Linked DNA regions of Homo sapiens: region 2 is linked to region 1. Evidence: chromatin contacts called from ENCODE Hi-C data. All regions are on one chromosome and are shown on one strand. Each heading gives the region's core, a stretch centred on a gene start or an enhancer-like site at or near the end of the contact. The rest is flanking DNA. Distances are from core to core; before and after follow the strand shown. Region 1 holds the start of OCIAD1-AS1 (OCIAD1 antisense RNA 1). Region 2 has its middle 38 kb from the start of OCIAD2.

Region 1 (3,619 bases), core at 430-2,929:
GCTTACTGCAGTCTTGACCTCCTGGGTTCAAGCAGTCCTCCTACCTCAGCTTCCTGAGTAGCTGGGACTACAGTTGTATGCCACCATCCCTGGCTGTTAAAAATTTTTTTTGGTGCAGTGGGTTTTTCCCTATGTTGCCAAGGCTGGTCTCAAACTCCTGGGCTCAACCAGTCCTTTCACCTTGGCCTCCCAGAATGCTGGGATTATAGGTGGGAGCCACTGTGCCTGACCTTTCTTGTACATTTGTGAATTTGAAAGAGTTATATGCCAGCTTCTAAGGCATTTCTTAAAGATGAATTTTTAAATCCTGGTTTCTTTTAAGTCTTTTTGGAATAGCTATACATTAGCCAAAGTAAATTTTTTGATACAAGTTTACCTCTAAAGGAAGAGGACATTCGAATAGGGTTTTATAGCTATTTCAGTATAGGGTTTTATGATTTTCTCTTAAGGAATTTCAGAGTATGTGTCATTGTTTCAAGATTTTCTATTTACTACTTTAAAAATGGAAATAATAGGTCTTTGGTACCTTCTTGAAGGTCATATGCCACAAAGAATGCAAAAATACATGAAAGTCCTTAGTATTTGTTGTTATGGTCATTTTTTAGAGCTAATTTTATTTTTAATCATTAGCGGTTGCTTCGTTTGGAGTTCTGTTTTTATAACAATGATAGATAATATCTGCATCATATTATTGATGTAAAAAAAATCTACCTTTGAAATGAATTAGGGATGTACCATACTTTTGAATGTTTGTCATCAAACAACATTTAGCATAAACTGCATCTAGTGGCCATTGCTCTGTAATATGTAAAGACTTGTCGGTACTTTGTCCTGCTAATTAATTTGAGGATTTAGATTGTAAGCTCTGTGAGGGCAGAAAGTAATATTTTTCTCATTTTTGTAATCTTTTCTATTATTGTCTGCATAGCATAGTACTTTACACTGTATCAGAAATTGAGTATTTTGGTTTAGGCTTCTATGGTAATAGAGGTTAAGAAAGGAAATTTGGTAGACCTTTAACATTTGCTGGATTTTGACATTTTTGATTTTTGACTGAAGTCTTCAAGTTCTGTTACATGACACAAGAATGTGAAATGATTTTTTCTTTTTTTGGGAAAAGCTGGTTTTTTGTGTGCTTTATATAATTTAAAGAAAAGACTTGTTATGAAATAGTTTCAGTCATTTTCTGAATTATTGTTGAAATTAGTACAGGGTAGATTCACATGGTCAGAAAGTGTCACTTAAAGTTTTCACCTTTAGCTTATGTGGTTGATATTTATCTAATTAGAAATTAAGACCCAGAAATTTAAAAAATTCAAGCACATATTCCATTAGCTGCCAGAGCAATGTCACCACACATCCTGTAGCTTCTAGAAAACCATGTAACATATACTCATGAGGGAATGAGAGCAAGGGGAAAAGGCAAAATGTGAAACATAAGGATATATAATGTCTTAGTATAATAATGAAATAATTTTGACTTCATGTATTCCCTGAAGAGTCCACACTGTGATAACTGCTGCTTTATATTGTTATGATTACTCACAGACAGAAGCTATGTGGAAGAGAAGCAAAAAAGTAAAGGAGTAGAATAGACAGCGGAGCATGTTTTAAAATGTAAAATATAGAGTACCTGTAAAATGTAGTAGTATTTTCTTCTTATAGTAGTATTTACAGCCCTGAGAGAGAAGATTGAATTAATTACAACTTGAACACTTGACCATTTCTACTGCTGTATTTTTTGTGAAAAACGAAAATTCAAATGTTTGTTTTATTATTTCCCACTATTTTTTTTTTTTTTTGTATATGGCTTAATATGTGCCACACTTAGGTAGTATGGTAAAGATGTAAAGGTACCTAGGCTTTGGATCTAAACAGACCTATACTCAAATCTCAGTTCTTGTTAGGGCTTGTACCTTGGGCAAGTTACTAATCTTTTTTCTCACCATTAAAATGAGAATTGTGTTTAGAAGTTTGTTATGAGGACTAACTATTTATGTAAAATTCTAGATACAATGCATTTGTCCAACCCCAAGTTCACAAAAGTCTGGTCATCCCCTTTTTGTAATTATAATTTGACTCTCATGTGCTTTTATTCAAATGAGAGAGAAACATAACTTTTCATCATAGCAACAAACTTAAAATAATGTCTTTTACTTATTATTGCTTGGAATCATCAATTATTTATGCTTTTTTCCTAGTCAAAGTAAACAAGTATGGAGATACTTGGGATGAGTGAAAAATTACATCATTGGACATGAAGGAGTTTCAACATCCAGCTTCATCTAGGTGGTCATGATTACCTGCATGCTTTGAGCTCAGCAGCAGTCTTCATAAACACATTTAAAACAAGATCCTGGGTTTTTGTGGTTTGACTTCTATGGTGTTTTAAAAAAACACAGATTTTTAGTGTTAATATTGTGTAAATGTACTCACCTTAGGGATTCATTTGAATGATGGTATTATACCATGATTGTATACAGTTTGTGAAATTGTTGCAAGGGCAAAGATAACTCTTAAAAAACCGTCGAGATTACAATGCTCTAGAATCAGCATATAAGAAAATAAATGATATCTGCATGTTGAATTGGGGTGGATGGGGGGAGCAAGCATAATTTTTAAGTGTGAAGCTTTGCATCAAGAAATTATTAAAAAGCTTTTTTTCTCCAGTATTTTCTGTATTATCTTAATGTTTATGGCAAATAAAATGTAAAGGAACATGCAACAGCCCTCATCTTCCTTGATTTTATGGTTTTATTGTTTGTAATTTATTGATTTATTTTTAAGCTAGTTATAATCATGTAGGTATAGGAAATAAAGTCATCTATAATATTTCTATAATATGGCTATAATATGGCTATAAATCTATAATATGGCTGGAGGCAGTGGGCAGTGGTTCATGCCTGTAATCCCAGCACTTTGGGAGGCCGAAGTGGGAGGATTGCATGAGTCCAGGAGTTTGAGACCAGCCTGGGCAACAAAGCGAGACCCTGTCTTTACAAAAAAATAAAAATTAGCTGGCGATGGTGTCGTGTGCCTGTAGTCCTAGTTACTTAAGAGGCTGAGTTGGGAGGATCAGTTGAACCCAGTGGTTCTGGGTTGCAGTGAGCTGTGGTCACACCACTGAACTCCAGCCTGTGCGACTGAGTGAGACCCTGTGTCTAAAAAAATAAAAATATAATGAATGTGATTTATGTAGATAAATTGATAATATAGTAAATAGGTAAATGCCTTAAAAAGCATTTTTAAAGAATTTGTAAATTCTAAAACAATAAAAATTTGGTATACATCACAGAGACTGATATTATGTTAAAAAGAAAAATTGGTGTACAGTGACCCTTCGTATCTGTGGGTTCCGTATCTGCAGATTCAATCAACTGCAGATTGAAAATATTTGAGGGAGAGAAATGGATGGTTGTCTGTACTGAACTCTTGTTATTCCCAAACAATACATTGTAATAACTATTTACATAGCATTTACATTAGGCATTACAAGTAATCTATAAATGACTTAAAGTATATAGGAGGATGTGCATTGGTTATATGTAAATACTACACCATTTTATAGTGGACGTTAGGAACCTGGACCAATAGACCCCCACCTAGTCACATTTTAGAA
Region 2 (3,498 bases), core at 484-2,983, 84 kb after region 1:
ACCTAATCACATGAACTCTTCCTCCCCCCTCCCTCCCTCCCTTCCTTCCTTCCTTCTTTCCTTCTTTCCTTCCTTCCTTCTCTCTCTTTCTCTCTCTCTTCTTTCTTTTCTTTCCTTCTTTCTTTCTTTTCTTTCCTTTCTTTCCTCTCTCCTTCCCTCCCTCCCTTCCTTCTCTTTTTCTCTCTCTTTTTCTTTCTTGCTTTCTTTCTCTCTCTCTCCCTTCCTTCCTTCCTTCTCTTTCCCTCCCTCCCTCCCTCCTTCCTTCCTTTTTTTTTTTTTTTTGTAGAAATGGGGGTCTGGCTGTGTGGCCCAGGCTCGTCTCGAACTCCTGGGCTCAAGTGATCCTCCTGCCTTGGCCTCTCAAACTGCTGGAATTACAGGTGTGATTCACTGTACCCAGCACATGAACTCTTTAAGAGGAGAGAGTTTTCTTTGACTGATGGCAGAAGAAGAGATCAGAGGTTAGAAGTACAAGGAGGATTCGATGTGCTGTTGCTGGCTTGAAGATGAAGGGATGACAAGGAACTTGAGCAGTCTTTAGGAATGGAGAGTGGCACCTGCCTGGCAGACAGCAAAGAAATGGGGACCTCAGGCTACAGCTGCAAGGAACTGGATTCTACCAATGGCAAGAATGATCTTGGAAATGAATTTTCCTCAGTGTCAGCCCAGCGGATACCTTGATTTCACCATTGGGATATCAGAGCAGAGAGCCCAGCCACTCTGTGCTGGACATGTGATGGACAGAACTGCAAGCTAATAAATGGGTGTTGTTTTAAGCCACTACATTTGTGGCATTTGTCATGCATCGGTAGAAAATTAATAGAAAAACCATTGTGTTAAGCACATGTTGGAGACAGAAGAGAGAAGAAATAAAGAGATTCAGTTCTGCCACTAGTTGGTCCAGGTGAGAGCAGACAGCAGAGGGAGCTCCCTCTCAGGTTCTCCCTGGTCATGGAGATGATGTGCCCACCCCACCTCCCTCATGGATTTGTTGGGAGATTCAAATGAGGTATAAACATAAGACAGGAAGAACAGAATCTTTATGAAAATATGAGTTCAGGGACTTTTATAAGATTCTTCTCAGGCATTCTTCTAAATAGAATATATGGGTTTTTGAATGAGAAATTTATTGTACATCCAAAGATATACAGAAAGAACTTTTCTTAAAATATATATACACATAAATATATATAAATATATATAAAAATATATATAAATATACATATAAATATATATAAATATACATATAAATATATATAAATATATATAGAAATATATAAAAATATATATAAAAATATATATAAATATATATAAATATATATATAAATAATATATAAATATATATAAATATATAAAAAATATATAAATATATATAAATAATATATATATAAATATATATAAATAATATATATATAAATATATATAAATAATATATATATAAATATATATATATATTCTGTTTTAGAGACAAGATCTCCCTATGTCATCCAGGCTGGAGTGCTGTGACATGATCATAGCTCAACTGCAGCTTGAAATTCCTGAACTCAAGGGATCTCCCTCCTCTGCCTCCCAAAATGCTGGGATTACAGGCATGAGCCACGGCGCCAAGCCCAGAAAGTACTTCTCTATGGCAGTATTAAAACAAACAGAGCACCACCCTACACACTGGGGCTTGCTGCCAAGTGCCCACAGACCATGGCTGGGCAATGAGGATGGATTCAATGTAGGCCTCGAGCCTGAGGCGACTCCCCCTTTCTCCTTGTGAGCCTGGATCAATGGGACAAAGGGAGTGGACAACAGGGAGTGGAATCTAATGTATGAGTCAGAATCTAGTCAGGAAAGCAGAAACCACATTGGCTACTACAACAGACAGAAGATAATGTGAGAAATCGGTGTTGGAGGGCTAAAGGAGCAAAGGGAACACCGGTGTGAACAGAGAAATAACCACAAGAAGTAGCTACCGCTCCATAGGGCTGCGGGAACAAAAGGAAGTTGCTGGGATTATTTTAATCTAGAAATTTCGAGGAGGAGCCTCTTGGAGCTGGGATGCAGATCCCTGAGGAGGAAGCCATATCCGGGTGGTGCTGGCACCACTGCGAGGGTAAAATGAGGCTGGCTCCGGGTATGTTGACAAAAGCTGGAGTCTGCAACAAGTGTCCTGCTAATCTTGCAGCCTCTCTAGTGCCCCCTATTGGCAGGACCGAATAGGGTAGCAAGCAGGCCAAAGAACAGATTTTTTTTTTTTTTTTTTTTGGCCAAGTTCAGCCAGAGTATCGCAAAGCAGTTTATGCAAGGCAGGTTTGGAGCTGAGAAACAGTACCTTAATAACCAGCACAGGTGGTTTCCAGTGCAAACCAGAGAAACCCAAGCTCATTTGAAGGGCTCTAACAGTGGCAGGAAATGGGAGGTGGGAGGGCTGGCTTATTTTGAACTCCCTCTTTGCTATACAAAAGATCTAAGATCTCAAGGCATCTGAAAGGCAGCTTTCTCACAATAGTAACCCTGGGGTGGAGATAGAGAGGTGGGCGGTGGGGCTGGAGAATACCTGTTAGCATGTGTCATAAGAATCATATTCTCCGGCTGAGCTGGGCTCATGGTCTAAGCTTTTGCTTCTCTAGCAAGGGTACTTGTAAGGTACTTGGAAGGTGTTTAGGGAAAATATTTTCATATTAAATAGATGAGCAATTGTACCATCTTGGGTCTGTTCAGAGTACAGTGTTAATATGGAATGGAGTACAAAATTTATTTTTAAAGATAATATTTCAGATGTCAAAGCAAATATATGTTTGCAGCTGGCCACTTAAATAATCTCCCATCCTTCCAGAGTCCTTGAAAAAGTTTGGGAAGCATTCCTAGTCACATTATCTATCACCTACATTTTAAAAAAATGCTCAGGGAGGGGTCTTTTTGTCAGGAAAGAACTATTTTTAGGATTTTCTTGTTTGTACTTAAAATTAAAAATTTAAAAGAAATTACAAATATTAAAATTTAGTTTTTTTTTTTTTGAGACGGAGTCTCGCTCTGTTGCCCAGGCTGGAGTGCAGTGGCACGATCTCGGCTCACTGCAACCTCTGCCTCCCGGGTTCATGCCATTCTCCTGCCTCAGCCTCCCGACTAGCTGGGACTACAGACACCTGCCACCACGCCCGCCTAATTTTTGTATTTTTAGTAGAGACGGGGTTTCACCGTGTTAGCCAGAATGGTCTTGATCTCCTGACCTTGTGATCTGCCCGCCTCAGCCTCCCAAAGTGCTGGGATTATAGGCGTGAGCCATCGCGCCCAGCAAAACTTAGTTTTAAAGCCTTTATGTTAAATTTAGAAATCTTGTTAGACTTTTTATAAAGCGAACAAAACAGGAACAATCACCTTTAATTGGCCTCAGATTAATGTTGAGTAACTCAACGTTAACAGATTAAGTTCCCCTAAACATTGTTCCCACTTAAAAGATTAATTAAATTTCCTTAAACATTTGAAACTACACTTATAAATACATTTAAT

What was found. A loop is a pair of places that touch in the nucleus more often than their neighbours do.
Region 2: a loop to region 1 is called in a map with no recorded cell type, with 2.2 times the contacts of the local background. The contact joins the enhancer-like site here to the promoter of OCIAD1-AS1 in region 1. A Hi-C loop is called at or near these places in 2 of 168 maps with a recorded cell type or tissue (GM12878 and endothelial cell of hepatic sinusoid) and 2 of 37 single-sample maps with no recorded cell type.

The regions. Positions count from the first base shown.
Region 1 is chr4:48,858,524-48,862,142 of GRCh38, forward strand. It overlaps OCIAD1-AS1 (OCIAD1 antisense RNA 1), which reads right to left and starts at 1,680. Exons shown (of 2, transcript NR_146806.1): 1 at 1,634-1,680. It overlaps OCIAD1 (OCIA domain containing 1), which reads left to right. Exons shown (of 9, transcript NM_017830.4): 9 at 2,202-3,292. The coding sequence ends at 2,239.
Region 2 is chr4:48,942,663-48,946,160 of GRCh38, forward strand. No RefSeq gene overlaps it. Among named protein-coding and RNA genes, the nearest start is that of OCIAD2, 38 kb to the left of the region's middle. Within about 2 kb of position 1,734, at least 5 of the 41 ENCODE cell types and tissues checked have a DNase peak (open chromatin) inside an H3K27ac peak, as active enhancers do.